3 separate regions of the Mus musculus genome follow, and all the other regions are linked to region 3. The links are chromatin loops, found by intact Hi-C in ENCODE. Cell type or tissue: left cerebral cortex. All regions are shown on one strand. Each heading gives the region's core, and the rest is flanking DNA. Links, peaks and the distances in the headings are about the cores only.

The links. A loop is a pair of places that touch in the nucleus more often than their neighbours do. Peaks named below come from ENCODE experiments on the same cell type or tissue, not always from the same donor. Only the 100,000 strongest peaks of a DNase experiment are listed, where the experiment ranks them.
Region 1: it touches region 3 in a loop (11-fold over the local background); 2 of 42 quality-filtered maps call a loop at or near these places.
Region 2: it touches region 3 in a loop (3-fold over the local background); 2 of 42 quality-filtered maps call a loop at or near these places.

What each region holds. Positions count from the first base shown.
Region 1 is chr15:51,386,216-51,396,920 of GRCm38, forward strand. It overlaps Gm19303 (predicted gene, 19303), which reads right to left and starts at 9,395. Exons shown (of 6, transcript NR_045092.1): 1 at 9,180-9,395. In left cerebral cortex, for the core only: no CTCF peak of the experiment used is centred there; DNase peaks (open chromatin) are centred at 4,356, 5,338, 6,449, 6,686 and 1 more place.
Region 2 is chr15:51,199,268-51,209,582 of GRCm38, forward strand. No RefSeq gene overlaps it. Among named protein-coding and RNA genes, the nearest start is that of Gm34446, 120 kb to the left of the region's middle. In left cerebral cortex, for the core only: no CTCF peak of the experiment used is centred there; DNase peaks (open chromatin) are centred at 4,288, 6,256, 6,972, 7,662 and 1 more place; H3K27ac peaks cover 2,440 bases.
Region 3 is chr15:51,466,325-51,477,029 of GRCm38, forward strand. No RefSeq gene overlaps it. Among named protein-coding and RNA genes, the nearest start is that of Gm19303, 76 kb to the left of the region's middle. In left cerebral cortex, for the core only: no CTCF peak of the experiment used is centred there; DNase peaks (open chromatin) are centred at 4,277, 4,997, 5,651, 5,959 and 1 more place; H3K27ac peaks cover 220 bases.

The sequences.
Region 1 (10,705 bases), core at 1,590-9,589, 80 kb before region 3:
TAGATCAGAGGGCAAAATCCTTATGACAAGAAACAGTTTTCTTCACCCTTAAAAACACCAGCAAGAAGAGCTGTTTATGAGGCAGAAAGCTGGCCACTTCAGAAACTAATACATCGGCACTTTATTCAAAGATGTTCCAACCCTGAAACTATGAGAAATTCACTTGTTTTTGCATCTGCTGTGTAGCTGGTGGCATTTTGTTTTAGCGGCACTAGTGGCATAAGGCACCATGGAAAACAGAAAACTTCACCAGCATAAAGACGTCCGTCTGGTGCATATATTCCTCAGACCTAAATCTCTGCACGTACTTTTAAGGGCGTGAATCAGAAGCAGCACAACACCATCTCAGGAAAAGCACCAAAAGACAAAAAACCTACCAAAAGGCAAGAATTCAAATATCTTTGGTTTTCAAAAATATATAATTTTGGGTTGGAGGAGGCTAGGCTTTGAAGCATCTAGGAAAGTGTCAGTCTTGATAAGAGTCTTAATGTGAATAGATCCCCTTATAAAACTTTTTTTTTTAATTTATTTTTTTAATTAGGTATTTTCTTCATTTACATTTCAAATGCTATCCCAAAAGTCCTCCAGAACCCCCCCTCACTCCCCTACCCACCCACTCCCACTTTTTGGCCCTGGAGTTCCCCCTTACTGAGGCATATAAAGTTTGCAAGACCAAGGGGTCTCTCTTCCCAGTGATGGCCGACTAGGCCATCTTTTGATACATATGCAGCTAGAGACACGAGCTCCTGGGGGTACTGGTTAGTTCATATTGTTGTTCCACCTATAGGGTTGCAGATCCCTTTAGCTCCTTGGGTACTTTCTCTAGCTCCTCCATTGGGGGCCCTGTGTTCTATCCAATAGCTGACTGTGAGCATCCACTGCTGTGTTTGGCAGGCCCCAGCCAGACCAGGCCTCACAAGAGACAGCTATATCAGGGTCCTTTCAGCAAAATCTTGCTGGTGTATGCAATGGTGTCAGCGTTTGGAGGTTGGTTATGGGATGGATCCCCGAGTATGGCAGTCTCTAGATGGTCCATCCTTTCGTCTCAGCTCCAAACTTTGTCTCTGTAACTCCTTCCATGGGTGTTTTGTTCCCAATTCTAAGAAGGGGCAAAGTGTCCACACTTTGGTCTTCATTCTTTTTGAGTTTCATGTGTTTTGCAAATGCTTTTTAAAAGTGGCAGATTGTCTGGCTGTGGTGGCACACAACTTTAATCCCAGCACTGGAGAAGGAGAGGCAGTTGAGTCTCTAAGTTCATGATCAGCCTGGTATACAGAGCAAGTTCCAAGACAGCCAGAGCTACAAAGAGAAAGCCTGTCTAAAAAAAAAAAAAGTGATGAAATGAACTCATAATAATCCTCTAATAAAGAGGCCCCGGACTTTGTAAAATGTGAAGAAGCACTTGTAAAGGATATGTGATTAGAGACTGCATACATGTTCTCTGTAGAGAAAACCCAACTGTGAAGTTCTAAACAGAATAATAAAATCATATTTCTCCTCAGCATCCTAACCCTATATTTGTCAGAAAAAAAATTGTTTTCAAAATATGTCAACCGTGATCATAAGGGAAAGTTTGCAAATTGTTTGCTTCTAAATCCAATGAAGCAAGTATTTTTAGTAGGGCTCTGTAGACCAGGCTGACCTTGATCTCAGAGATCCCCATACCTCTGTCTCTCCAGTACTGGTATTGAAGTCATGGACCAACACAGCTCAAATTCACCACGTTTTCCAAGTGTTATAAGAGAATCTATTAACATTAAAACTCTTATCAAGGTTTATAGTTTAATAAACATTTCAAATCATAGCTTTCTTTAACCAAAAATTGCATTTTTGGGAAACCCAATGATATATGAATTTTATCTTTTGGGTCTTTCCTAGTCTCTTAATTCCTGGGTACATCATGAACCTCTGGTAGGTGTGTATAAAGAGAGAGGGTACCCACCTTAAAAAAAACTTTGTCCTTTTTTCTAAACTCAACATTGCCATGAAATACTCTCTGTATTTTCAGAGCTTCGCTTTAGGGAAGAAAATAGGTTGTCCGAAGCCACCCACCAGATATTTCAAACCTGGTCAATTGCTCTTTATCTCACCTCATCATCTTTACCAACTTACTAAGTGGTTTTCTAAGTGACTCCATTTCTCTTGCTTTAATCTCTCTCCTTTACCCCAAAGAAAATGTTCTTCTGGTTGCCTGATTTCTGGTGGTCCCAGCTACAGAAGGTGCTCTGCCTGATCTTAGAAGGAGAATTCAAAACTCTTCCAGTGCACACCTACTGAAAAAACACATCCTTCATATGAGACCAATCCTGAGAAAGTTTCCAATGTCTTTTTATACCCATACTTTGAAAAAATTATATGATGAGTTAGGTGTGTATGATATTGTGGTTTCCAGCCATACCTTGACGTGACTCCCTAATGTTTGAAATAATTTCCAAGAGCATAGTTTCATTTACTTTAATCACTGAATAATTCATTCACATACCAAATCACCCAGGAAACAAATAGTACTATTGGTTAGTTGGTTTTCTGAGACAAGGTTTCATGCTGTGGCCTAGGATGGTTCAGTACCACTACTCTCTTGTTACTTTTCTTTTCTCTAAACCATTCTCCATGCTCTGTTATAAGTTCTTGGGTCTTTTTTACTAATTCCTACCATGATAGATAGATAGATAGGTAGATAGATAGATAGATAGATAGATAGATAGATAGATAGATAGATAGATAGATAGATAGATAGCTTATGTAATGTCATTTGTATGCATATTTTTAGGGCTCAGTCTGTGGTATAGGATAACCAATTTACAGGCTTTTTCCTGAGGAAGACAGTTTCTCAGCTTCTCAGCATTTTCCTGTTGCCTTTACTCTGTGTCTTGGCTTGCAGCTTTTGTTCATCCTTGCTAGCATATTTATTGCTGTTATCCTTATTCAGCCCATGTTTAGGCAATCATGTGGGCAAGAATTTATGGGTATACCTTCCGACATTACTAGGAGATACTATATAGCTAAGCCTTTATACAAGTTTCCATTCCTTCCAAGTCCCTAAAATGTATGTGTATTTATACAATGAGAGCTAACTGTCTGTGTAGTTTTGTCTTTGATACTGAGTTATAACCAACTTATTCCATTGAACAAAAAAACATAGACAGACTTATACAGGGACCACGTCAAGGTAGTGGAAACATTGACAGACCACCATACCTGTGCAAATTGGTTAAAGTGGCAGACTACTTCCCATTCTCCATTCCATGCCTCTTTCATACACCGCCTCTTCCTTGGATTTCAGCCCAGTTATTAGTCTCTGACATCATCTTTTTCATTCCCTTTCTTCATTGTTATTCCTTTACCTGTCATATGTTCCAGAATTTGTGTTTTTAAGAGTAGAGAGTTTATTTGTCTCTGTTTATTTTAGAATTCCTTAACACCTAGTCGGAAGCCAGTAATATTTGCTAGATGGAGGGAGGGATACATGGGTCGATAGACCTTGTTCATTATCCTACGCCACCCATTCTTTTTTAAATTACTAAAGTGTTTGATTTAACCTAAGTAATCCTAAAATTAAATAAAAAAATTCCACAAGTTTATTGTCAGTTCAAAGTAAAATAAATCTATCGTATGCAATTATATCTTATCTCTAAAGACGAGTCAAATAAGAATCTGGAAAAATAATAACCAGCCTGATTGAGTTGAATAAATACCAAAATGCACCATTTATGTGAGAATCCTGCTTTCATCTTTATCAGTTGTCCCCTGGATGAAATTATTTTAGGCATCAGGGCTTTGTGAATGTGCCTAGCTGACCCAATAGTTACATAAGTTTGCTCCCTAAATCTTTACATAAAAGATGACTATTTCTAAACTCCATCTGCACATGCTTCAAATGCTATTATATGGATGATCCACAATTATCTCTGAAAAGAAAGAACAAATATTGTAGACTTCTTCACCCCATGGAAGACAGGCTAGATGCAGTCTCTGTAATCTTGAAGAGCGAGTACCTTTTCCAGAATAATCACCAAGGACAGACTTTGATCACCAAGCACCTGTTCATTTCTTTTCTCCATAGTCTCCATCAAGTCAGCCACAAAGCCCATTAGGAATGCAGTTTTGAGTTTGTCTGGATGAAGTGGTTAGTAATTAGTTCCTTTTACATTTGGCAATTGTGTTAACACAACTCAGTAGGTGTCTTGTTAATTTGTTCATTACTAGGTGGATGAAAATGTGCATCTCTTCTGTGAATACCAATTATTCCTAAATGAGGTAATTTTACCAAGACAGTGAAATTTCTTCATTCTTCCCTGGTTTAAGAATATTACTGCCAAGAGTGAACAGTTCCAAACAAAGAAAGCCGTGGGAGGTGGAGAATGGTCCCCTTCCATGGATAGTGATGGGAGGCAACTGAATTATTTTTTGCAATCTTAAAAGGAAGACCATTTCAGAGTGCGTAGGACTTTAGAAAGAAAAGACTGGGCACTTTTGGTGTAGTTATTTCTGCTTCTTATTCAGGTAGCCCTGACTCTATGAATTGTCTTTACAGGATTAAAGATTAAGGAGACATGTAACAAATGGGATCTAAGAAGAAAGGACAGTAATCACACCTTCATCTTCACAATTTGGTCATAGTCCGTGGCATGACACGTTAGTAGACTCAGACTCTCAACATCTTCTAAGAAGAGCTGCCAAGTCACATTCGTATCTTCTGGTCTGTTTTTCTCCCATCTCAATCAAATAGCTACATTAATTTTCAGTTTTCACTTAGTTGAATTTTTGCAGGATTAGCATTGCTATGGGTTAAGGATGGATTAGGGACGTCTCTGAAGAAACGCAGAACAGAATCCATTTGTATTTTTATAAAAATGGAGAGTATTTTTCTCAAATTTGCATCTTTCAATATATCCATAACACGTGTGCAGGCTTCCATTTCTTCCTAGATAAACCATGTTTATACATATTTCTCTGTGTTCATACACATATTCTCTGAACAAAAATGCCAGGGAAAATTGATTTCTACCCTTCAGGCAGCGGACTTGATTCTCAATACAAAATGAAAGGGCTCTAGCTGTCCATTCTGGGGACAGCAGATCCTGAGAGACCCTTTCTCCTACTTTCTTCTTTTTCACAACTACAGAAAAAAAAAATGTTAACTAACCTACTGACAAGCTTTCATGACTACTTTTATGGCCAGTAGAGAAGCAAAGAAAATATAATTGCCTTCATCCCTGGTAACACAGAGAACAGGTTAACCCACTGACAAGCTTTCGTGACTATCTGCAACGCTCTGGAGGAGTAAGGGAGATATGATTGCCTCCATCCCCAGTAGAAGACATGAGTCATGAAATCCCTGAGATGCCTGCTGTGAGTCTTTCTCCCCCTCAGCTACTCCAAATGAGCTTTCACTCTGCTGCCTATGACAGTCTCTGCTCCCTCCACCATGGATAACACTCAATTTCTTTCCAGAGGAGTTAGAGTTTTTTCTTAACTTGGTATTTTATTATGTCTCACATCAAAGAATCACTCTACAGAAATCTCATGTCCTAACTGGCAGATCATTTGTGTGAGCTAGTTTCACTCAATTGAAAATATAGAAGAGAACATGGACGGTATATTATATTCCACATAGATGGTGGTGAGATTAACAGTAGGTTTACTATATAGAAATTTCACAATAACCATTACTACTAATAAGTAGTGAACATTTTAAAAAGAAAACACTAATAAACAGTTGACAGTTCTCAGGTCATCAAGTGCTATCCCAGCTATCTTACTTATATTTTAGAATACCTAACCCCCATTTACAATAACCAGGAGAAATAACCAGGAGAAATTATCTAAAAATGAGGATTCTGAAACACAGAGACATTTGATATGTACAATATTCTATCTCTGTTAGACAACATTGCACTAAGGCCCTGCTTCTTTTAGTATCAATAACATTTGGAGATCAGGATTTGAGTCATATACCTCCCACTGTGTTTAGCAAGAAGTCTTTTTTTTCCAATGAGTGTAGTATCACATCAATCATAGGAATTCATATTTTAGCAGGATATCATGCATTCAGATCCTGTTTGTATAAAATTCCCTAACCCCTTGAAGGCTTCACTTCCTCTTCATTCAATGGATATAATCACAACACTCCCTCTAAAGGGTTGGGGGCCTCATGGTTAGCACAGGGTTTACTCTCTAGAAAAGATTCAGTAGCAACTAGTTCAATAGTAACCTGGAACATAAGAGTAGAAGAGCAGTAGCTATTTGCAGGAGAAATAAAATACTCTGTGCGTGAATTTTTAAAAGATGGGATTCTTTTGTTTCATTACTTCCTTCTCAGACCAAACTAGAAACAAAAGCCCACTCATCCATTCTAAGTGTTCACACAGCATGGCTGTCAGCTCATAAATCTTGGTTGTCTGTTCACACCTTAAGAGCAATAGAAGGAACATTGAGCAGGAGGTGTCTTATTCCACAGGGCACTGCTAAAAGCAGGACTGAAATAATCTGTACTTTTTCAGTCTGAGACCTGATGGATAGGCTCCTTGGCTTAAACGTGGAATGGGGATGCATAAGGGGGGGGAAACAGGTCTCCAAGTCAAAGTCTTTACAATGTCATACACCACAGATGTAGGAAATCTGCGGAGCCCAATGAAATGGGGACACCTGAGTTAAAGACAGGCTCTGGGAGACATCAACTCAGTATGTTTTCCATGCTGGATGAGAGCCAAGTCCCTGAGAGATTCTGCTGTCATTTCTTTTCACAGCCACTGGCAAACAAGTGTAAAATGTAGCAAGCTAAAGAGACAGGCATGGTGGCAGGGACTTAACAGCAAAGTTAAGTAGATGAGACAGAAATGTGCTTCAGCACCCAAGAGAGCTCAAATATGGAAGAGAGGGAGCAGAGGCCAAAGTACACCGAGGCCTGTAACACTTAGCCATGGCACAGCCTTCCAATGAAAGAAGTATGCACTGCAAGGCAGCAGTGAGTGGGATGGGAGCCATGTGGGGCTGCTGCATCAATCTCTCTTGGGTCCCTTCCCATTTTACCATACTGGAAGCCTGCAGCTGGGCCTGAATATAAACGCTACTTCTTCAGAGGAGCATATGTAGAATGTAACGAATTAATGCTAACACATTCATTCAATTTCTATTTATTGACATGTCATTTTTCATCTTGACGTTTTTATCCCCAAAAGGGCTGTTTCATCAGACATGGAAGAAGAACATCAACAAAGGACGATGTCTTTATGATGCTTTTTGGTTCACTCCATAGCTCTTCCAAGACCAAAGACTACAAGGAGGGTTTTACCCAGATGGCTTCAGAGACAATGTGGTCCCACCACAGAAGTCTTTTCTCATGGTGCATGGCATCTGGTCTTATAGGATGGTAGTGGCAGGGGGTGAGGGAGTAAGGGGTGGGGGCATCTTTGCGGTAGGTAAGAAGATTTCTTTTGCAAAACCACCATATGACACAGTCTTAAAGGGAATCATCTGTCTTTGCCAAGATTCGACCAAAACTTCAAGGGAATTTGAATTTCCTTACTATGGATTTAAAGACCTCCAAAGAGGGAAGCCCAGATTTGGAAAGAACAAAGGAGCCAAGGAAAACTTCACAGAGACTTCAACCGGATCAAACCTTAGCGCTTAGAGTTGTCTATTGTCACCTGAACAGTCTTGACTATTAATTTCCAAACCATAAAATACCCATGTCAGGATCTGTGTTAATTTTTCTAGGTTTTGAAGCACTCTGAGAAGATGAGTAGGTGTGCCTGCGGCCCTTCTGTGAGTCACTGCCAATCTAAAACTTAAAACTCTGAGCTCCAGACTTGCAGCTCTGACCTCACACCTTCAGGATCAGTCTTCTTAGATCCACCAGACAATGCCTTCAAAGATTTTATGGCAATTAGAGTAGGAACACTGTCTCCTATTAGGACACACCCACCAGATTCTCCTTCTGGACCTTGGCATGGTTGTTGCCAGTGAGCACAGAGCAGGAGACAGAATTAGTGCTTGAAGTCGTCCAATCTCTAGGCAGACTTCTTAATGGCAGAGATCGGGCCTTATAAGGAGAAAAGTCTGGAGATGGGAATCCTCCCTCGGACATAGCTTAGGAGGAAAGTTAGGGTGTGGGGGAGCAGAGAAGCAAGCAGCTCATCCTTTTGCTCTTTAACTTGAAACTGACCTTAACTGAGTTAAACTAATATCATGCCACAACATTGTTTCTAACACGGCAAACCACCGTTCATCTGTTAATTCTTTTTCTGCTTTGCAAATGTATACTATATATTAAGGAGCTCTTACATAGATAAAAATAGAACTCAGAGATTTCTGCTTCATTTGCTGCCCTCTGCCAGGTAGGTAGTGGCAACGACATTCACAGACATTTTCCTGTACTCTACACTAGTTAGGTTTTAAGGGCGGAGGCAGAGATGGTCACAGACATTATTTCAGACCTAGCACCAGCGTTCACATAGGTGAAAATAAATTCAATTGTAAAGAAAGGTAGGTGTGCACTAATGATGGATCAGGCAAAATGTTATTTTGTTTTTGCTAGGTCAGGGGAATAGGCGGGCAGATGTTCCCTCCAAAATATTAAAGGCGAAAGCTGGGCGGTGGTTGCGCATGCCTTTAATCCCAGCACTCGGGAGGCAGAGGCAGGGGGATTTCTGAGTTTGAGGCCAGCCTGGTCTACAAAGTGAATTCCAGGACAGCCAGGGCTATACAGAGAAACACTATCTCGAAAAAAGAAAGAAAGAAAGAAAGAAAGAAAGAAAGAAAGAAAGAAAGAAAGAAAGAAAGGGAAAGGGAAAGGGAAAGGGAAAGGGAAAGGGAAAGGGAAAGGGAAAGGGAAAGGGAAAGGGAAAGGGAAAGGGAAAGGGAAAGGGAAAGGGAAAGGGAAAGGGAAAGGAAAGGAAAGGAAAGAAGAAAACTGTCAAATTGCACTCACTGACCAGGTTCTCTTCCAAAAAGACCTTATTTACCATCACTCTTCTTTACCTAGTCATTTATTGGTTCAACTCACCAGACCATGTGCACTGGCTTTTCAGGCAAGAGCTGTGCTTTGTACGCTCCAGAGAGCTTCTACAGTTCTCCAGCCTTCCTCAGATCTGTGCAGAAAGCACAGGTGGAAGCCTCCCTGCATTCATCAGGCACAGCATCGGAGCTGCTGTTAGGTTGAACCATCCCAGCCTCACCTTACACGGGGTTCTCTCCTATCTGAAGACTGAATAGGGGCTTCATAGGCTCCTGAACGTGCAGTGCTGGCTGTCGCAGCTCTTCTGTAACACTCTGATCTCCAATGATACCATCTCACACATTAGTTCTTAGAAATGGAAGTAAGCCACAAGGAAAGGAACTCTTGCTTCATTCAGCTTTAGCCTCACATCTTCATTTTACTGGCAATTTTCTCCAAAACGCAACTCAGCCAAATGTGACCATTTACTACAACTGCCTGAATCATTGCTTCAAGCACTTTAAAATTCAGTAACCAAGTTTAAAGGTTATATTCAAATTTTCCAATACTTATATAAGCAGTGATGGGAAGGTTGGATTTGATATTCACTGAGAATAATTTGGAGGAAGAAAGTCATGACTCAACTCTGGCTACACCCCAGGACCACTTCCTACTTTGAGCTTTTTTTGTAACTGGATGGATGCCTCCTGTTCCAAGTCCTCAGAACCACCCATCCAGCCCTCCATTATAGTAGGCAGGTAAAACTTTATCAAAGGGAGAAACAAAGAGGCCTGACAGATGCTGCCGCCAGGGCTTCAGCAGCCAGGTTAGCTTTGTTCTGATGCCATTCTGTCCGGCTTAACAAGCAGATATTAAGAAAAGTTTATAGAGCGCCTAAATGAAAGGTTGTCGGTGGAGACGAGAGCTGCCAGTGGGTACCACACATCACAGCTGCGTGTAGACAAAGCTGCAACTGGCTGAGAGCAAAAGAAGTTTGATATGGGAGCAGCTGCTTCCAGCCCCTGCTCGAAGCAAGGCTTAATCATCTGGCACCCAAGAGTCTGGAGAGAGAGACAAGGCAACTGGGAGTATTCTGGGTGTGAGCCGCATCATTACATTAGATACAAATGATTTATTTGCAGAAATTGGTTCCTTGGCTGGCCCTAACCTGGAGTGACACTTCGCATCCAGAACCTGCTTGCCTAAGCACAGAAGGACAATGGCCACAACAAAAGAAGGAAGAGTTTCAAGCCAGGGATTAATGCTGTGACTTAATGCTTGCTAAGGAGGGGCCTGACAAATCAAACAAGGCAGGGCACAGTATGGAAAAGCAATCTAAGGTTTCATGGTCAGTCTGTGGTATGTGGGGCAGGCCGATAGGACTCTTTTTATCAATCTGCAGTGACACTAAAGTCTTCCTGGGCTTGCATTCCTTTCAACTGAGCATTTTGTTTTGCTTTGTTTGAATGCGTATGAGTCAAGAAGCCTTAGAAAGACTATGTGTCCCTAATGCACCAACCTTATGCTTCAAGCTCCGCATAATGACATTATTACTCACCCATTCAGCTCTTCTTTCACTGCAAATTAAAATCAATTAGAAAACAACTGCCATATTTGCTTCTAAAAACAAACAAACAAAAAGATTAGAACAAAAAGAAAACACACAGCCCCTAAACACATGCCTGCCTCTCCTGTTTCAGCTATCTATCTTTTAGAGCCAACCCTGTTAAGGCTTTTTGAAAAACTAGAGGTGTAAATTGCAGCCAT
Region 2 (10,315 bases), core at 2,316-10,315, 270 kb before region 3:
TTGAAAGGAAAAGAATAACTTAACCAAAAATTGATTTCAAATGTTGTTACCTGAGAAATGTTAATATCCTTTGTAGTATACTAATCTATCACTTGACTTATTGGTGGAGAGGGGGTGAACTTTCTGTTCACTGAACAGACTTTATCGAGATGCTTTCTTCTGGATATGACATGGTCTTTTTATTCTTGAACTCAAAACAGCTGAGGTTACTCTCACAAGTCTTGCATGGAATTGCAGTTATCAGTGATCCATAAAGGATTATGGTGGAGCTCCTGCAGCTACACCTGGAGAGGTAATAATCTCTTCGGTACTGTGGGGAAGCATCACCTGTCAATTAAAAGGTTGATGGCCTATTAGCAACAGGCAGGAATTTGAAGGTTGGAATTCTGGTAGAGAAAGGGGAATTCTGGGAGATAGGACCAGGAAGATTTGTCACCTCTACTGGAAGGAAGTTTATCCATTGTATGGAAATAAGAACAGGTAACAAGTCACGTGGCAGACAAAGAATAGTTTAAAGGGGGTTATGAGCTAGTAGGGGAATAAGCCTAGTTTATGTCTGACACCTTTTTAAATAAATAACTAGCCTCCGAGTCAACACTCAGGCACTGGGGTGATGGGGAAAAGGACAAGGTTATAACCACTCCTTGCTGGATAACTATAAATAGATTCTGGTTCCCTGGAAAGGACAAGTCACTTGCTTCATATAACCACTGGAAAGTTGTCCTCACATATACTCTTGTAAGCAGTGCTAATTAAACTCATTGGATCAGAGAGAGTGGGGGACAGAGAGGGAGGAGGAGGGGGAGATAGGGATGTGTGGAGAGATGAGGTGAGGAAGGAAGAAGAAAGGAAAAGAAGGAAGAACAACAGAGATGAATGTAGGAGGGGAACTGTATAGGAAAGAAAGAAATGGAATGGGATGAGAAGAGAGACCGGGGAATAAATTAAATCAGATCACATTTTATATATAGACGAAAAATGTCAGAATAAAATCCATTGCTATCCATAATCAGTATATAATAATTAAAGATTTTTCAGAAGCCTGACCAGTTGTTAGGAAATTCTCCCCCACATCAGGCAGAATTACAGATGTCCTGGAAAAAAATTTATTCTTTATCCATACAAACTGTAAGGCTCTTTAAAAAAAAAAATGAATTCACTGTATTTACTTAGATAAAGGTACTTATTAAGGAACTTGGTCCATTCTGAATATTTAAAAGACTTTGACTAATAACTTTATCTTTTTTAAATACAGGGGAAAATCAAGATAGTTTAAAGACTCATAGTTTTTAAGTCACTCAAATAATACTCCCACTGGAAATACGCGCATTAGGACTCTCCCTTAGAAAGTCCTAATGTAAAAATGTTTATATTCATACTTATCTGGAACACTGAAAGCATTCTAAGTGATTTTTTTGTTTTATTTTGCTTGTTTGTTTGTTGGGTTTTCAAGACAGTGTCTCTCTCTAGTTCTGACTGCCCTGCATTTCACTCTAAAGTCCAGGCTGGTCATAAACTCAAAGATTTGCATGCTTTTCCCTCCCAGTACTGTGATTACAGGTGTGTGTGCCACCACATTGAGCTCATGTGCTTTGACACTAGCTGCTGCTAATTGCCCAGTGTTAGGTACATACTAGCAGAAGCAGAACAAAAGCTCTAGGGGCTAGATTGCAATGAAGCTCTTTCCACTTCCTTCCTTTAGTCTGTTGAGGCGCTGAAGGACAAAGGTTGCCCCTGATGATTGGTATGATCTATGAACTCATGAGCTCACTTCGTCTTTTCTTTTCCTTTTTTTTTCTTTATTTATTTTTATTAGATATTTCTTTATTTACATTTCAAATGTTATCCCCTTTTCTAATTTCCCCTCCGAAAATCCCCTATCCTTATCCACCTCTCCCCCTCCTTATCCACCTCTCCCTGCTCCCCAACCCACCCATTCCCTCTTCCTGGCCCTGGCATTCTCCTATACTGGGTCATAGAATCTTCACAGGACCAAAGGTCTCTCCTCCCATTGATGACCGACTAGGCAATCCCCTGTTACATAGGCAGCTAGAGCCATGATGCCCCACCATGTTTCTTATTTGATTGGTGGTTTAGTCCCAGGAAACTCTGGGGGTACTGGTTAGTTCATATTGTTGTTCCTTCTATGGCGCTGCAAACCCCTTCAGCTCTTGGATACTTTCTTTAGATCCTTCATTGGGGACCAATTTGCAAAACACATGAAACTCAAGAAGGAAAACCAAATGTAGATACTTCGATCCTTCTTAGAAGGGGAAACAAAATACCCATGGGAGGAGTTACAGAGACAAAGTTCGAAGCAGAGAATGACCATCCAGAGACTGCCCCACCTGGGGTTCCATCCCATAAACAACCACCAAACCCAGACACTATTGTGGATGCCAACAAGAGCTTGCTAACAGGAGCCTGATATAGCTGTCTCCTGAGAGGCTTTGCCAGTGCCTGACAAATACAGAAGTGGATGCTCACAGCCATACATTGGATGGATCACTTCGTTTTTTCATGCTTAATGAATTCAATATTTTAATGCTAACAGAATGATAAAGTAATGGCATTGGTTGTTTCAAAATCCCATAAGGTATTACCAGGACGTGCAAAAGTAGGGAAATTTGAGGTAAAGGAGTTAGAAATGTTGAGGCACACTTCATAACTACTTTTTGTTATTGAGTTCCTTTAATATATGATGGGAGTCTCGATTTGATTAGACTGATAGTTGTCCAACTTAGTCATAATGAGAACTTTTGGGTAAGATGTGTTAAGGGCATGGACTGAATATGAACTGAGCTATATTTTAATAAAGATGATTTAAAAGGAAGTGATAATAGATGCGAAATATATAAAATTCAAAACATACTGCCCAAAAGATTAGTTACATCCTATAACAGTGCTCCTCTAATGACACTATTGATCTTAAAAGACCATTGAGGTCTATCTCATGGTTCATAGTTAATGGCCCACAAGAATCCATCTAGCTGTCACTGTTCACACAGAAAAAGGTCATATCCTGATGGCCTGTGTCCTTTGGAACTCACTCCTGGCACTGCTGACACTTTCATTCCATAACAAAGATTTGGCTGCATCTTAGAAAAATGTCCTGTATTGCAGAGATCATGCCATGTGGTCTGGAAAGACCACACCACCAACTGCTCATTTTTTCCCTAAGAATTACTGAGTGCTAATCTATCATTTTAGCTTGCAAAACAAAATAGAGAGAAAGAGAGATAAACACTAGAAGCTTAGATTTTTATTAGCCTCAGAGGAAAGTAATTAAATTATTAAATACTAATGTGAAGATTTGTATTTGTTTTTTAAACTAATAGCATAAAGATAACTTATATGAGATTTTAAAAAGAAAAGTCTAACTAGGAATAGCAAGGTGTTTAATACTATGCAAATGTAACATTAGTTCATTTAATCTTCAGAAGCACTCTGGGAAAGTGCTACAGAAAGCTGTGCAGAAAATTGTAAGGCATGCTCGTTTAATCACAGAAAGTCTGTCTGCAAAATGCACACCAGGAAAGATGACTGTGATGTACACCATGGTGAAGTGGCAGCTACATGTCAGGATAGATTCATCAACTGTTAGAAATGTGCTCCTTCAGCTAAAGGGATCTGCAACCCTATAGGTGGAACAACATTAAGAACTAACCAGTACCCCGGAGCTCTTGACTCTAGCTGCATATGTATCAAAAGATGGCCTAGTCGGCCATCACTGGAAAGAGAGGCCCATTGGACACGCAAACTTTATATGCCCCAGTACAGGGGAACGCCAGGGCCAAAAAGGGGGAGTGGGTGGGTAGGGGAGTGGGGGTGGGTGGGTATGGGGGACTTTTGGTATAGCATTGGAAATGTAAATGAGCTAAATACCTAATAAAAAATGGAAAAAAAAACAAATAAATATGTATACCAGGAAAAAAAAAAGAAATGTGCTCCTTCAGTGGCGATGCAGGCAGTGGCAAAGGCTACACACTTGGGGTGTACATGGGACATCACAGTTTTTCTGTGAACCTCAAAGTGCTCTCAAAACAGTCAAATCAAAATTCAGAGAAAGTGTCACCTAAGCAGAGGCCCCATGCTTATTTTTCTTAGTTTACAACAGCCTTCATTTATTTATCTTCTTGTGAAACGAGTGCCTCTTTCAGTCACAGATGTAGGATTTTGTTGGAAGATCCTCAAATTTTATATTTAAAATTTATATTAAAAAAATCATTTTCTTTCCTTAGCAACTAGCAATGTTGAAAAGAGCCAGCCGTCCTCTGGCTCAGATCCACATTACCCATTTGAGAACATCAATGTTGGAAGCAATGGCAGTATCTGAGCAGATGTAGTTAGACTGTGTCCACAGACTCACAGTGAAGGGGTCACCTTCTTTCTTTGCCCATGCTGGCCAGCATGAGCTTCTTCCATATAGTAAAAGACTACCACCACCACCACACACACACATGCACATACATGCATACACACACACATGCACATACATGCACACACACACACACATGCACATACATGCACACACACACACATACATACTCACACACGTGCACATATGCATACCAATCTGGCTAAAAGTCTATTTCAAAAAGAGGCATTATTTTTAATTTGTTGTATGTTATAATATGTTTAATGTGTTGTATGTTATAACTGTACTTCCATACACATCTAAAAATGATAACTTTTATAGGTGAATCTTATCTTTCCAGAGTGTTCTTTCTAAAATAGTTCCTCTCTTTTGGATGATGCTCTTCTCTTGAACGTGTTATGAAATATTGTATGTTCAGAACTACATCCATATACAGTGTGGTAAAAAGTTGTCTGCCCATGTCCATTAAGTTTCCTTTAGTAATCAAGTACAAGAGAAGCCTGAAGTAAGCAGCCCTTCTCTCTGGGTATTCAATTTCATTTCTGGGTTCCTTTCATTCTTAGTAAGGTTTCAAGTATTTACTGTAATGTTCTCCACCACAACACATAAGAGAGGAGAAGTAGGCCTTTTATTTTCCTCTTCTCTGTTTTCTTACCATACTTTTGTGATTACATCATAATTCTAGCTATCGTTAGCATACATTTTGAATGTACAAATTGATGCTTTGCTTGCTCTTTCTCTGGAGTTTTTTCATCTATATTAAACATAACTATGTCTAAAACAAGTCTAATAAATCCTTAAAGTATCAAATTGGAACCAATAAAGACAAATCTGGGGAAATTATGTAGGTGTGGTTCTTGTCTAACCTACCGTCATTATGTTAAATCATGATGTCTGAAGCATCTGGTTGAATTTATATATTAAACATAAATTTTCTAAGTGACACTTTTACTAATACAATATGATTTTACTCTTCTGAACTTCCAGTCTTGTTTCATTAGAATGATATAAATAGCTATACTAGAAACTCACAAAAATTTTCATCAGATTTAAGGTTTATGGAACATGTCACCTAAAAGATGTAAAACCTATATAGCTCTCTTTTCTATTCCTTCCTTCCTTCCTTCCTTCCTTCCTTCCTTCCTTCCTTCCCTCCTTCCTTCCTACCTTCCACCCTTCCTCCCTCCCTCCCTCCCTCCCTCCCTCCCTCCCTCCCTCTTTCTTTCTTTCTTTCTTTCTTTCTTTCTTTCTTTCTTTCTTTCTTCTTTCTTGTTTCTTTGTGCTTTTTATATCAAAATAAAAAAGGCTTACAATGACTGGAAATGGAGTGCAGAATTGAAAGGGGCTATATTAAAAATATACACTTAAACAAAAATCACCTTATATTTTGTGCATATGACTGCCTTTTTTGTATTAAATTGTTGAGAGGGCTCAGTATACTCCAGGATTAGAATAATCCTGTGTTAAAAATAATTTCTGTATTTTCTCATTTAGCTAATATTAATTCATCTAATAAATTATGTGTATAATTTTACCCATGATCCTGCAAGTGACCTAAATTCAACTGGCCATGACAATGGGCATGTTGAACAGTCACAAAGAAGATTTGACAAGGAAGTAGCTATTGAGAGTACAGAATGGATGTACCGACAGGAGAGCGGTCACTATTGTGGTCATTACTGGCTTACTATTAGTGTGTTTTTTTTATGGTTCCAACTGACTTCTACAGATGTGTTTTAATGCAGAGTCAGAAGACTACTATCTGAACATGTGCCTTGCACACCATACTACAAAAGCATGAAAGAGAAGAAAAGAATGATCCATGTAGTAGAGAAAAGTACCAGCTTCATTTGCTGAAAATCCTATGAAATCCGTATAAACCTTCTTAGCAAAGGCTGTGTGGCACAGACTGCTGATGGAGCGAACATCGGGGTCCAGACTGGGTGGAGGGTATAAAGGCAGAGGAAGCTTTATATTCTTCATCAAGATGAAGCCTGTGGGAAATGTCAACTATTACAAAATGGGGAAGGTTTTAAAAAACCCTATCTTACCCGTGGTCCTTAAGGATAGGAACTATAATTATCGTAGGCACAATTTTAAAAATGAACTTTGACTCATTTGTCTCCATAGCAAAGTTCATCCTCCTGCATGAAGCAATCACTATGCATTTGTTAGGAGAATATTTCCTATTCAATTCAAACTTTACAATTGAATTAACAACAGCAATTGAAAAATAACCAGCAACTTTTTTCCCTTCCTTTTCTGCTCTTCCTCAATCGGCCTTTCCCTCTCTTGCCTTGGTTATGTAACTAGATCTTGACTAATTCTCTGAGTGAAAAAATAAAAAAGCTCACTCAATCACAGGCTAGCTGTATTATCATTTAAAATAATAAGAGCGCAGTAGTTCGAACAACATAAAGTATTTATTCTTAGTCATTTATCATTTTCACAGTTCTGCAGACAATGAGACCTACTTTTAACAATCTGCTTCTCTGGGCTACCATAGTCCTTTGTGTCCACCCTTAACATAAATACTAAAAGGATCAGACAGGCTGCTCAAATCAGAGGAGATTTAAAGCAATGTAGACGGAACCCTGAAAAGGAAACCACAACCTCCACACCCGCCCACCTGTGTTTCAGCTGCAAAGCTTCCAAGAAGAAAATTAACAGAGAAAAAGAGACTAGAAGTGAAATGGAAAATGAAGAGAGCAGTCTATGGAATTACTCTCTGAATCAGAAATGGAATACCCCCTCAACTCCTGGGTCAAGGTTCTGCTGCAAAGTTAGATTGTTTCCTGGTGCAGCTTTTTTTTTTTTTTTTATGAATCAAACTGAGGGGAAAAAAATCTAAAAAATAAAATCAGGCTAGGAAAAACAATCAAAGACTTACGGATTTTGTCACATGAGGGAAAAAACCTGCTGATATCCAGATTGTTCCATTGGTAGCTTCCACCCCCTCAGAAGAATCAATTGTTTAACGCATGAGCTCTGTCAATTCAGTAGACTTTCTAATCTGCTAGATTGTAAACCTCTTCAAAATGAATTATAATAAAACAATAGCAAGAAAAAAAAAGCATTAACATTTCAGCAGTGCAATTTCTTAGTCCAGATGGGAAACCACTTGAGCTTAAAATGGACTGTAATGAATAAGGGGGAAAATATAAAACCTTGTGTATATTCAATTCATAACCAAGATTTCCTGATGTGTGCTTCCTTTTAATGTTTCCAAATTTTACGTTTGACTATAAGACATTGCAGTTGAACGGTGGAGACTTCCATTAACCTACATACAAATGCACAGGCTAAATCACAGTGTGAAGTTATTTCTGGAATCTTCCATGTGGCTAAATGCTCAGAGAGAACTCCCAGGCTTCCTTAAAAAAAAAAATCAAGCCTCTGTCCTTCAAGGCAGTTGTTGACTTATACCCTGTCTTTCAGGTTCTTCAGGGACAACAATGCTCTCAACAACTTATGCAGTTCATTGCCCAATAATTTCTTTGGCACTTTTAGATTAAACTATACCCCCAAACCTTCCTTAACTGACTGGCAGTCTGGAAGAATCCGTTCTGGGGTTTATAAGTTGTATGCTAATCTTTCTTTTTTAATGTGAATGCTAACTGCTTTTGAAGATAATGAGATAATTTTAGACCTAAAGAAGCTTGTCAGTACAGAAATTTTCCACATACCTTTCATAATTTATTTGAACTTTAACAGCTTTCCATGAATATTCCTGTTCTTTTCTACAGTCTAATCCAGAAATTCTGCATCACATGAAAGTGTCTTGCCCTCCTCCCTCCATGCCTCCTCCCTTTTTTCATCATCCCCTCTCCCTCCTATGTTCATTCTTCTCTTGTTTCCTTCTTTCTATTCCACCTCTGGTGCTTGGTATCCTAAGATGCTCCAAGATTATTCCAAATCTTAGAATCAACCAGTTCTCCAAATAACACATTTTTCTTTATAAGAGACTGATATTGACAAACCATGACTTGGACATTAGGTATACCTTACTGCTTCTGGCTATTGCCAATTCTTCTTATTCTTCTTTGTGGATAGAGCTAAGGCCCCACTTGTTACTAACTTCAGTCTACTCAAACAATTCCACAACTCCAACCCAGAACCATGGGGCTCCTTTAAGCATTTACTATTCCCTACTCCTTGAAATGTGTGACCTGCACACCTTTCTCATCTACAACATGTCCATCTTCTTGATATGAAGGTTTACATATGTTTGTCCAACAGAAAAACACACACTTCTGAAAAGTGTTTAGAGCTACATCTCCACTTGGAGAGTTCTACTCCAAACAGTTGTGAACACCACAGACATAAATGTATAGTTTCATCAGCACAGGTTTGGTTTATGATTCTCTATAGTGTTAAGAGTTGTCACATATCATATGAATACAACCTCACCTTTAGTAGCCTTCCATATCTGTCTTCTTTCATCTAGCAGTAAACATTTAGAGTTCATTCTGTTCCCATATGCCCCAGTAAGCAACCTGTTTCTTTCCCTTGTTGAATACTGCTCCATTTTACAAATGAACCACACAGTTCCCCCTCATTAACAATTTCATGACACTTGCATTGCTTCTTATATATAATTAAAACACTGTAAGTAGAACCTGTATGTGTATACACATAAAAGTTTTTGCATGAGTAAAACTTTCATTTCCCAGGACTATACGCCCAGAGGAACAATGCTTAGAATATTTTATAAGAACATTTAATTTAATGTTTTAAGAAACTAACAGATAATTTTTTGCAGCATCTGTATCATTTTTATATTCCACCAGTAAGATAACATATGACCTTACGACTGCTCTTTGTTCTTGCCAGCATTTATTATTATGATCAAGTCCACTGCCAGTATACCGTTCGATTAGAGTCATTTTTTACTGTTCTTCAGTTGTCTATAACAATTTTGTCTTGTATCTTCTTTTAGTCCTGACATTGTTCATTCTGTCTCCTCTGATTTGGGGGGGCCTTTTTTGTTTGTTCGATTGTTTTGCTACTAATTCTATTAGTTACTAAAAGTAGGACGGACATCTCCGACTACTTTTGTTTGCAATACCCCATCTGAGTTTTGTGACTTCTCAGTCTGTGCATTTTGAGGTCATGTGGTTCACCCATCAGTGTACATTGGCTATCGTGACATATTGTTGGGGAACTGGTACTTTCATTATGTGATATTCTCCTTTGTAATGATGTCTCTTCTCCCAAGTACTTCATTCCTCCACATTAGACAGGATCAAGGGCTTTCTTTTGGTCAAACAGAGCTTTTTCTCAGAACTTTCTATGAGACATTTAAAACTTTGCTGTTTTATCTTTGTCTTGTGGACAAAAGACAGCTGAACCCTGAAGTCTATTTATTTTGTGTAAGTATACTCCGGAGTTTGTTTCGTGTGGTTCTTTCCTTCCCACATTTTTAATTTGTTATTTATTTTGTGTTGTGTCTGTTGAATGTTACCCACAGTACTATGCTTTTTCATATTAATTGTTATTTAAATATCTTTTAAATATTTTAGTGGCTTTCCTAGGGCATAAAGTACATGTCTTCAAGTTATCAAATTTTTATTATTTTGCTATTTTACATATAGCATTACCATGATTTTTTAAAAGTTCTCTGCTACTATTTTTATATATTTATTTTTATTCTATCTCTTATCATTGTGAAATCAAAATTACACATATATTAGAATACTGAAAATGATTGTAATCTGATATTGTAGGCTTTTCCATTCCTCATACTCTACTCTATTTATGTTTCTATTTGGCCAATTTCAGCTTCATCTTCTAGTTTCCTTTGGCTGTGTCAGGTCGAAAAATGATCTCATTAAAGGGAGCCATGGCTCAGTGGGTGATGGCATGAACACAGGTCCTCAGAACCCACAAAGCTGGATAGTGACACATGTGTGATCCAGCAGTCTTGGGAGGCAGAGA
Region 3 (10,705 bases), core at 1,097-9,096:
CAGTGAGTGTTGTTTAGATGTAGAACACATGAATGGGCGTGGTGCCGTTCCTAGAGCAGAGCTCAGACTTGCTGGCTTCCAACAGAAGGTCCTCACAAGTCTGTGTGGAGTAGGAAATCCATATATTGTACTGTCAAATCAGAGATGAGGAGAATTTTGTTTTCTGCAATTTAGATGTGTTTGTCCATCTTTTAACGAAACAGTTGCAAAAGTAGAGTTCTTTTTTTTTTATTTGATCAAGGCAAGTAAGCAAATAATAGGCAGCCCTCTAGAGTCATGTCAATTTTTTTTTTACAAGTATTTCTAGGAACTGTGAATTTAAGAGTTTGGAGACTGTTAATCTAATGATTTTTAAAGATGCAGATGTTTGGGGAAATCTTTTTATAGAGAGACTCTAGATTTGTGATAAAGATGCAGGTGTTTGGGGAAAATCTTCATATATAGACGCCAGACTTCTGGTTTCCATTCACCTGGAGGACTGGGCTATCCTAGACATGTCAGAAGCACCTCACATTTTGGAGCTTCCTCAGAGGCTGTCTGTGCATGGGGAAGCATTTCTATGCTGGGGAGGATGTAAAGGCATCTTGACCAAAAATGTTCATTTTCTCAGATGCTGGCAAGTATGGGCAAAAGTTCGACGGTGACTAATAAGGAAAACGTTGAGGTGGAGTTGAGACTTAATGGTTTAAAAGGAGTCACTCCAGGCATGTAGCTGCAGTCACTCTGAAACCAAGTTAAGCCCATGGAGATGTGGCAAGGAAGGCCACATTTACTTGTTATCTAGACAAAGAAGTAGGATGCTTTATCTGCTTCTCCTTTGAACAGCTATAGCTACCCCAAGGCATGAAGTGATCTAAGGCATTTGTTTACTTGTTTGTTTCTTATATTTCTGGGACTAATCATAAACATTGAATGTCTGGGAATGTCCTCCGATAAGTAGGTCAGATTCAGATGTCTGAAGACTATAATTAAAGAGGAGTATCTGGTCCTAAGTCAAAACACAGAAAGTGATTGCTTATGCTACAACCGGGCCAGCCTTCTTTCTCTTATAGGGGTTAAGAGGTCAAAATATTAATTTAGCACTAGGCACTTCATTAGAAGAAAGATGATAAAAATTAGCAAGAAATATTCTGTTTCCGATGGTGGAAGTGAGGTGGAACCTGAGAAGCTGGCTCCAGAATTCCCGAATGTCACTTCCTGTTCATCTACAGTTACAATTGAATCCAGACTATGAAAGTAAAATTAAAGACACTTGTCACTGGCTTCTGGCCTCTGGATTCTCCAGTGTCTCCATGAGGAAGAATGGAGATGTCAGGTAGACCTAGAGGAAATACATATTGTACTAAGAAAAGAATAGATGCCTCAGTCTGTAAAAACCTTGCCATCTGAGCAGGAGGATCTGAGTCCAGAGGCTCAGTACTTAGGTTAAAGCTGGATCAAGCATTGCAAGTCTACAGTCTCAGCACTAGAGAGGCAGAGACAGCTCTTTCGCTGAAAGCCCAGCCAAGATAGTCATCTAATCAGAGAGATCCAGTCTCAGTGTGAGAGTCCAGCTAAAGTAGTAAGATGAATGGGATTAGAAAATGGTTCATGGAGCAGTGGTGGTGCACACCTTTAATCCCAGCACTTGGAAGGTAGAGGCAGGTGGATTTCTGAGTTCAGGGCCAGCCTGGTCTACAGAGTGAGTTCCAGGACAGCCAGAGCTATACAGAGAAACCTTGTCTCAAGAAAAGAAAAGAAAAGAAAAGAAAAGAAAAGAAAAGAAAAGAAAAGAAAAGAAAAGAAAAGAAAAGAAAAGAGGAGGGAAGGGGAGGGGAGGGGAGGGGAGGGGAGAGGAGAGAAGAGAAGAGAAGAGAAGAGAAAAGAAGAGAAAAGAAGAGGGTTCATCATTCTATGTTCCAGGGCATCAGAGTTCAATTGCCAGTATCTACCACAGTTAGCCCATAACTGCCTGTAACTCTAATTCCAGGGAATCCAAAGCCCTCTTCTGGACTCAAACACCCTCTTCTGGCTTTTGTGAGTGCCCATGTACATGTAGCATATACTCACACAGATACACATAAAAATAAAATTTCTTTAAAATTATATAAAGTGGTGAACCATTGGGAAAAAAATACACAATATTAGTTCCCAGCTTCCATATGCACACATACACACAAGCATGCATGTGAGTGCACACACATGCGTGCACACACACCCATACTTACAAATATCTATATATAAAATCTCAGTCATAATTCAGAACAATTTGCAGCAAGAGTTATGTATTTCAAGTTCAAGAAAAAAAATGACACCAATACAAAATCATTGGGAGCTTTCTGGAATTTAATTATTTTGGATTTAGTTAGATTCTTTTGTATTTTTATAGTAAGTAACACAAAAATAATTCACTCCAAATAGTCCAAATTCAAAGACTCAATGAGAGAAGCAATTACTTGTCTGCTCAGTATAAGTTTGGACAAGAAATACTTGATTTGTAATGCTACTTATAGGAGCATATCTTCTTTATTACATCATTCACTTTGAACAAATTTATACAGAAATGAGACACTTGAAATATAAGGTCTTATTTATAGAAACAAACAAACAAAACAAAAAGTACTTTTTAAAAAAGGAATCATTATAGCTGTGGTCCTGTAGCTCTTCTGGTCTTCCTCTGGCTTCATCTCAGACAGACTCAGGTTGCATCCTGGGAGACCCTCAGAAGTAGTCCTAGTGGTTTGGCTTTACTTGTAGAAGAGGTGAGTTGAGCTGGGCAATGGTGGCACCTTTAATCCCAGCACTCGGGAGGCAGATGCAGGCGGATTTCTGAGTTCGAGGCCAGCCTGGTCTACAGAGTGAGTTCCAGGACAGCCAGGGCTACACAGAGAAACCCTGTCTCGAGAAACCAAAAACAGAAAAAAGAAAAGAAGAGGTGAGTTGAGGCTCTCCTGTGGAAACATGTGCTCTACTAAAGAAAATAAGATGTTTGGCACGGTATTGAAAGTATCACGCTCCTTAAAGAGAAAGTGGAGAGCAAAGGTCGGGATAAGAAATATAACTGAAGTCTGTGCCAGGTGCTAGCATCACTGAGAGACCCAGAAAGCAGAATCCCCAACAAACAAAAGAACAAGCAAGGATAAATTTGGCAAACCACAAGTTCTAGGAACCTACCAAATTAAGGGTTAAAAGGTGCTATCCTCGGAGACTATAGGCAGTCATCTTAGCTGTAAAAATGCAACAGAACATTTCCACAGAACCTCATTTTTTTTGCTCTCCAGTTTTCCTTTGGAAAACAATTGTGAATGATCGAAGCTTCAGCTTGAAGATCTGAAAACCTTCAATGCTCTTCTCACAGAACTAGATGTAAATGAGAGCTAGGGTCTTAGTAGATGATGCACCAGAAACTACTTTAAAACATCATCTTGAAACTAAAGACATTTATGAGATTTTCCTCACAAAGCAATACAAAGGACTATTCTCACTTAAATAACTGAGTTTTGCAGGCATAACTAAGAAGCTAAAAAGAACTTAAGAGAGTTATTGGACACTGGACAAATTTCAAAACACACTCGTCCAATAACACTCCTACGATAGATTCATCTCAAATACTCCGCCCTTTAAATCTACATAAAATAGTGAGTCCAAACTTTGACAGATTATCTGAGAAGTGTCCTGATGTCCTAGAAGTTTTTAGTGATCTTGCATCATTAGACATGTGACCTATTCATCCACTACACTTGAAAGTAAGGGTTCCAACCACCTGCTATGGAGTGTCTGAGTCTGTCAGAGATGTACATTCATCAAACATGCCTCTGACATGTTCCCTAAGCTAATCAGCCAAAGTGCACAGCTGCTTTCGAGAACCCACCCTTTTAATATGCTGACTCAGTAATAAGGAACAGGGAGCAGTACTGAGAAAAGTCCTTTATCCCTTGAAAACTTGGAAATAAACAAAATAGTGGAGTGAGTTCAGTAGACAGACTGGCAAATAGAGGTTTTCCTAATTTTCAGTCCTACACATATGAAAGGAATAAGCCTCATTATTTTATAATAGCAACACTTACTAGAAGATTCAACAGTATGTCTGGCATTATTGGAAGTGTCCTACTCTGTGGGTCTTGTCTGATTCAATCCTTAAAACCACCCTAAGGAAACAAGAGATTTGCATGTGACCACAGAGCAGAGGTAGCCTAACAAACCAGTTAAGCTGAGCTGTGTGACTTTAAAGGGTTCATTTTGCCTCTTAGCTAGAATTCATCCATCCCCAGGAAACTGTTCTACCCTCTCAAGACGATTAATCACACCGTTTTCCTCAAAAGTCCGTCATCCCCCATCTCCTCTTTTCTCCACCTACACAGCCACAACTCTGTTTAAAAGGGAGACCCAGGTTTTGAGGCATCTGAGGTTTGTGTATTTGAGGGAACAGACTTAAATAAAGTGTATAATAAACCTGGATTCATTACATTTCAAATATGTGTGTGTGTGTGTGTGTGTATGTGTGTGTGTGTGCGTGTGTGTGTGTGTGTGTGTGTGTACGCATGTGTATATATGTCTATATATGCATGTCTATATATATGTATGTGTATATATAGACAAATGCACATATTCATATATACACATCCACTTAAAGTGAGCAAGGAAATTACATAATTGAAAAATCTAGTGTTAGAAATTGAATCAGGGATCAAGGCTGAGAGGCAAGCACTCCATCACTTATCAGTGTTCCCCCTGAAAGGCAAGTGCTCCATAGCTGAGCTGCATCCCCAGCTCTCCCTAACCCCTGACTTCTTAAACTATTGAAATCACTGTATATGTATGAAAATGCAAAAGCATGTTATTTTTATTCACTGACATATTCATACACTTCTATAAATTTTTCTTTATGCTTTGGCCAAATGCCTTTTGATCACTTCTTCATAGGACAGCAGCTTTGTGAAGCCTTGGGTAAAGACAATGAGAATTCACTCTTCCTCGAGTAGGTTGAAGGCTGTAACTTATGACTTAAGTTGTTCTTTTCAGCTTTCTAGTTCAGCCTTGCAGCCATATGGTACTGTGAGACTTCTGTCAAGTTTGGGAAGGTCTATTTCTAGTTTCTTTTGTGGGGAAGGTATAATACTTCTTTTGGAACAGTTTAATTCCTTATCCTAAATATATTTCAAACCATCAAGACTCTCTGAGAAGTCTATTGCTGATGTTCTCATTGAAAATGGCACAATTTTTATGTTTCATCTCACCAATAGTAAAAAATTTACAGTTTCCTAATTTAGTCATATGGAGAACTTCATTTCATTTCTTAGATAATCAAATTGTCCGCGAACTATCGATTTACTTGTACACCAAAAGTCTCTTCTGCCTAATTAGTGAATGAGCATTAAATCATTCAGTTTTTGGTATTGGGATATTGTCTAATCTTATTGTTTATTTCTATCAATTTGTTGCCTATCTAATTAGTTTTTAACCTCTATTTCTTTGATTCTGCAACAAATATAAAAAATTATCAAATAATGATCTCTCATTTATATAATGGAACATTTGGAAGATGCATTTTCAGGTTATATTTAAAAGAGCATATGCTTGTCTCAACTGTGGCTTGTGAACATGTTAAAATAGCCCAGAGACACTTCAATATCACACCAATGGGTACTGTGGTAGAAGGAAGGCTGAAGAAATGGTCATCTATGTCCTTCTCAATGAAGCTGCCTGAGGAACTTCCTGGATATTATTTATGCTTTCCCAAACACTTCTACAAGCTGTTTTCATACAGTATCCTACAACACTTCTCAAAAAAAAAAAAAAGTTAGTTTATATCACACTCACCTGAAAACCTGTCTGTGGCTTCTCACTTTAAATGAACCAAAGGGCAAACTACTTCTTGCTGCATGTGATACTTGTCCTGTATTCCAGTTCACTGACTCATCTCATATCTTCCCTGTTGCCCTTCTGCTCTTCATGACTCATGTTCCCACAAATGGGTGTTTTGCCATCCTGATGAGAATTTACAACTTGTGAAACAACACATCTAGTCCAGCTCTGACGTTGCAGGATCGTCATGAGGATGCAGGTGAAGACAAGATGCACATTTTGACTCTTCCCAAAACCATTGTTGCAATAGTTCTTACTACTACAAACACCATTCTGAAAAAGCGGCTCCCTCAGAAGACTAGACCTATTGTGAATCACCATATTGTGCATATGGTACCCATGTATACATACAATATGTATAAACAAATGGCAAGGGTATTTAGCTATAGTAGCTTGCCTACATTACAGATATTTTATCAAATTACAGTCTGCATTTAGAAACCTAGCTTGTAATTAAAATACAACGTATGGCAGTATGTTGCTTAAACTAAAATAGCAATGAGAATCTCTACAGTTTTAGTCAATGATTTCTTACAATCCTCCGCAATCAGAAAGAGTCAATGTTTTCCAACAGTAACATCAAGCAGTAATGTTGCTGCTCTCCCTGGTTCAGAGATGAAAAGATGAAAATGAAAGAGTTGGTTCAGGTCATGTGTAATCAATACAACAGCCAAAAAGAAGAAAGGGGGAAAAAAAAGGAGTCTTGTCATTCTTGAGAGTATTTGTTCCCTCACCATACTGGATTTATTTCCTCTAGACAGCCACATCAAGCATTTTTTGGCCATATAAAACCCAACTCAGACAAATAGGGAAATTTGATGACGAGATTAATTTAAAGAATTGATCAAAAGGAAAAATGACAGATCACATAGCATGAGGTCATGGGTACTTACTTCCCTGTTATCTGTCCACAGGATATAATCAACATGGAGTTTGATAATGTCTACAATTTCTCTTCTTTCCTGTACCACATGACAGGACATTTGACAGACAGGCCATCTTTCAAATGCAGCCTCTACAGCATTAAACCTCTGGCACTTAGCTAACAATAATTCCTTCAATGATTCCCATCATATGATGCAAATTTAAGGGCCACCTAACTCGAAACCTCTCTTAAACAAATTATATGTGGAGATAAGATAAGCATACTGAGGTGGCCAATATTATTATTTTTCCATATTGTTCATCTACTTCTTTGAATACAATGATCTAAAGTCATTTACTCTGAGATAGCCACAAATATATGTTGGTTGTCTGCTCCATAGTATAGACCTAAACTATTTTACAATGTCATCCTTTAGAAGTGTTCACAGTCCTGCAAGCATGATATTGTTGTTATATATATTTCAGCTTGCCTAGAATATCTTTCTTTTACTGTTGAAAATAGATTCTTCTCTCATATAGTAGATCCCAACTAGAGTTTACCCCTCTTCACTCCTCCAAGATCCCCACCCCCTGACCTATCATCCCTACTTGACCCAGTATCCCTCTGTCTCCCTTCAGAAAAGAGCAGGCCTCAAATAGATAACCAAACACAACATAACAGAATTCAAAAGCCTTCATATTGAGACTGGACACAGCAGCCCAACAGGAGAAGAGTTCCAAGAGCAGGCAAATGAATCAGAGACACACCTGCTCCCACAGTTAGGAGTCCCACAAAAAATACAACCATAGTATATACACAGAGGTCCTGATGTGGACCCCTGCAAGCCCTGCGCTTGCTGCCTTATTCTCTATGAGCCCATATGAGCCTTGCTTAGTTGTTTTAGTAGGATGTGTTTTCCTGATGTCCTCTATCCCCTCTGACCTATCTCTCTTCAGCTGGATTCTCTAAGCTTCAAGGGCAGGGACCAGATAAAGATCTCAGTTTAGACCATCTCTCTGTGAAATGCCTGGGTGTGGGTCTCTGCATCTCCTCCCTTCCTCTGCTAGACAAGGCAGTGACCTGAGAGTATAGCATAATAGCATTAGAAATCATTTCATTGATTTTTCTTTTTTGACCAGTCATGTTTGGTTCTATCTTAGGTCTCAGTCTCCAGCAGCCAGACAATGTTGAACATGGACTTTCTCTCATGGGTGAAGGCCTCAAGTTAAATCAAACATTGGTTGGCTACTCCCACAAGTTCTAACCCACCTTTGACCCAGCACATCTTGCAGGCAGGACAAAGTGTAAGCCAAAGGTTTGGTGTCTGAGATGGTGTTCATGTTTTTTCCTCCATAGCCTACAGAGAAACTTCCATCACCAAAGAGACTAGAACATAGGGGTGAAGGCTCCATACAGACACCTGTTTGACCTCTCCATATCCAATGAGCTGTGTGGATGGTGTCCTCAGCAATGGGGACTGTTGTCGGTTAGCATCAGCCTGGGTTGTGTTGGGATCTCCAAGGGACCACTTGGCCAACAACCCCATCCAATACAACCCTGTCTTGCCTTTGGAAGCTTTGCTTGGCTACAAGAAATGGCCAGTTGAGACTCAGTTTCCCCCATTACTTGGAGTCCCCACTAAGATCATCTTCATAGATTACAAGAAGTTTCCTCTGCACTACATTTCCACATAGCCCCTCAAATGCCCACCAAATCCACCTGTCTCTCCCCACACTCTCCATCCACCCCATGTCTACCTGATGCTTTCCCCCTCTTGTTCCCAGCTCTATCCACCCCTAAATTCACCCATAAAATCTATTCTGCTTCCCCTTCCCCAGGATATCCGAGTATCTCCCCAAAGAGCTATTTTCTTTACCAAACCTCCAGGAGTCAAGTTTGATTTTCACATACTTAGCTGCTAATATATACTTGTAAGTGAATACTTACCATTTTTGTCTTTCTGGGTTACCTCATTTGTGATTTTTTTTCTAGTCCCATCCATTTCTTTTTTAGGTTTTCCAAAATAGTGGAGTACAGGTTTTAAAAGTATGTCCTTGTAATTAACTGAATTTCCTTGGTGTCTGCTGTTTACTCCACTTTAAATCTTATTTTATTAATTTGGCTAATCTCTCTCTGTCTTTTGGTTAGTATGGGTAAGTGTTTGTCTATCTTGTTGACTTTCTCTAGAACCAACTCTTCCTTTCATTGATTCTTTGTTTTGTTCTTTTTGTTCTATTTTGTTGTTTTCAGTGTAAATTTTATTATTTCTCCCCATCTACTTCTCTCCGTTTTGTTTACTTCTGATTTTTCTAGAGATTTAGGCGTGTTGTTAAGCTGCTATTGTGACCTATCTCCAATTTTTTTATGCAGGCATTTAAGCCTATGAATGTTTCTGTTAGCACTGTTTTCATTGTATCCCATAAGTTTGAATATGCTGTGTATTCATTTTCATTTAATTATAGAGTCTTTCATTTCCTTCTTTATTTCTGTTTTGACCCATTTTTTCATTCATTAGAGGCTTGTTTGGTTTCTATGAATTTGTAGGATTTGACCCATTTTTCATTCAGTAGAGACTTGTATGATTTCTCTGAGTTTGTAAGATTTCTGTTGTTGTTGATATCTGTGGTAGTCAATATGGTGCTGGGATTTATTTCAATTTTCCTGTATCTTTTTAGACTTGTTTTGTGTCTAAGGATACAGTCAATTTCAGAGAAAGTTCCATGAGGTGAAAAGAAGAAGGTATATGTTTTGTGTTTGGGTAAAATGTTCTATAAATATCTGTAAGATCAATTTGGTTTATAATGTTAGCTCCAGTATTTCTCTGTTTAGTTTTGTTTGGATACCCTGTTCATTGGTGAGAATAGGATATAAAAGTTTCCCACTATCAGTTTGCTTGGGTCAACATGTTATTTAAGCAGTAGAAGTGTTTCTTTTACAAAAGTTAGTACTCTTGTGTTTGGGGCATAAATATTATAAATTGAAATGCTTCTTGGTAGATATTTTCTTGGATGAATATGAGGTTTCATTCTTCATCTCTTTTGATTAGATTGGTTTGAAATATACTTTGTTAGATATTAAGATGGCCACACCAGCTTGCTTCTTATATCTGTTTGCTTGGAATATCTTCTTCCAAAATTTTATACTGAGGTAATATATAGCCTTGATGTTGAGGTTTGTTTCTGTATGTAGCAGAAGGACGGTTACCGCTCCCTTATCCATTCTGTTTCTATGTGTCTTTTTATTGGGGAATTGAAACCATTGATAATTGAGAGCTATCAATGACCAATGATTGTTGATACCTATTGTTTTGTGGTGATGGTGGTGGTGGTGGTGTGTTTGTGTGTGTGTGTGTGTGTGTGTGTGTGTGTGTGTGTGTGTGTGTTCCCTTCTTTTGGTTTTACTGGCCAAAGATTATTTATTTAGCCTCCTTGGATTGGAGCTTTTCTCCATGTTTTTTCTGTGGGGCAGGATTTGTAGACATATATTGCATAAATTTAGCTTTATCATGGAATATCTTATTTTCTCCATCTACGATGATTGAAAATTTTGTTGGGCCTAGTAATCTGGACTGGCATCTGTGGTCTACAGCACATCTGTCCAGACTCTTCTGGCCTCTAGAATCTCCTTTGAGAAGTCTTATATAATTCTGATAGGTCTGCCTTTATATGTTAGTTTGTCTCCTTTTTTAGTATTCTTTCTTTGTTCTGTAGATTTAGTGTTTTGGTTATTATGTGGTGATGGATCATTTTTTCTGTTCCAATGTATTTGGTGTCCTATGTGCTTCTTGTATCTTTATTGGCATCTCCTTCTTAAGGTTAGGAAATTTTTCTTCTATGAATTTGTTAAAAATATTTTCTGGGTTTTGAAGTGGGATTCGTATCCTTCCTCTATTCCTGTCACTCTTACGTTTGGTCTTTTCATAGTGCCCCAGACTTCCTGGGTGTTTTGTGTCAGGAATTATTAAGACATAACATTTTCTTTGACCAATGTATCCAT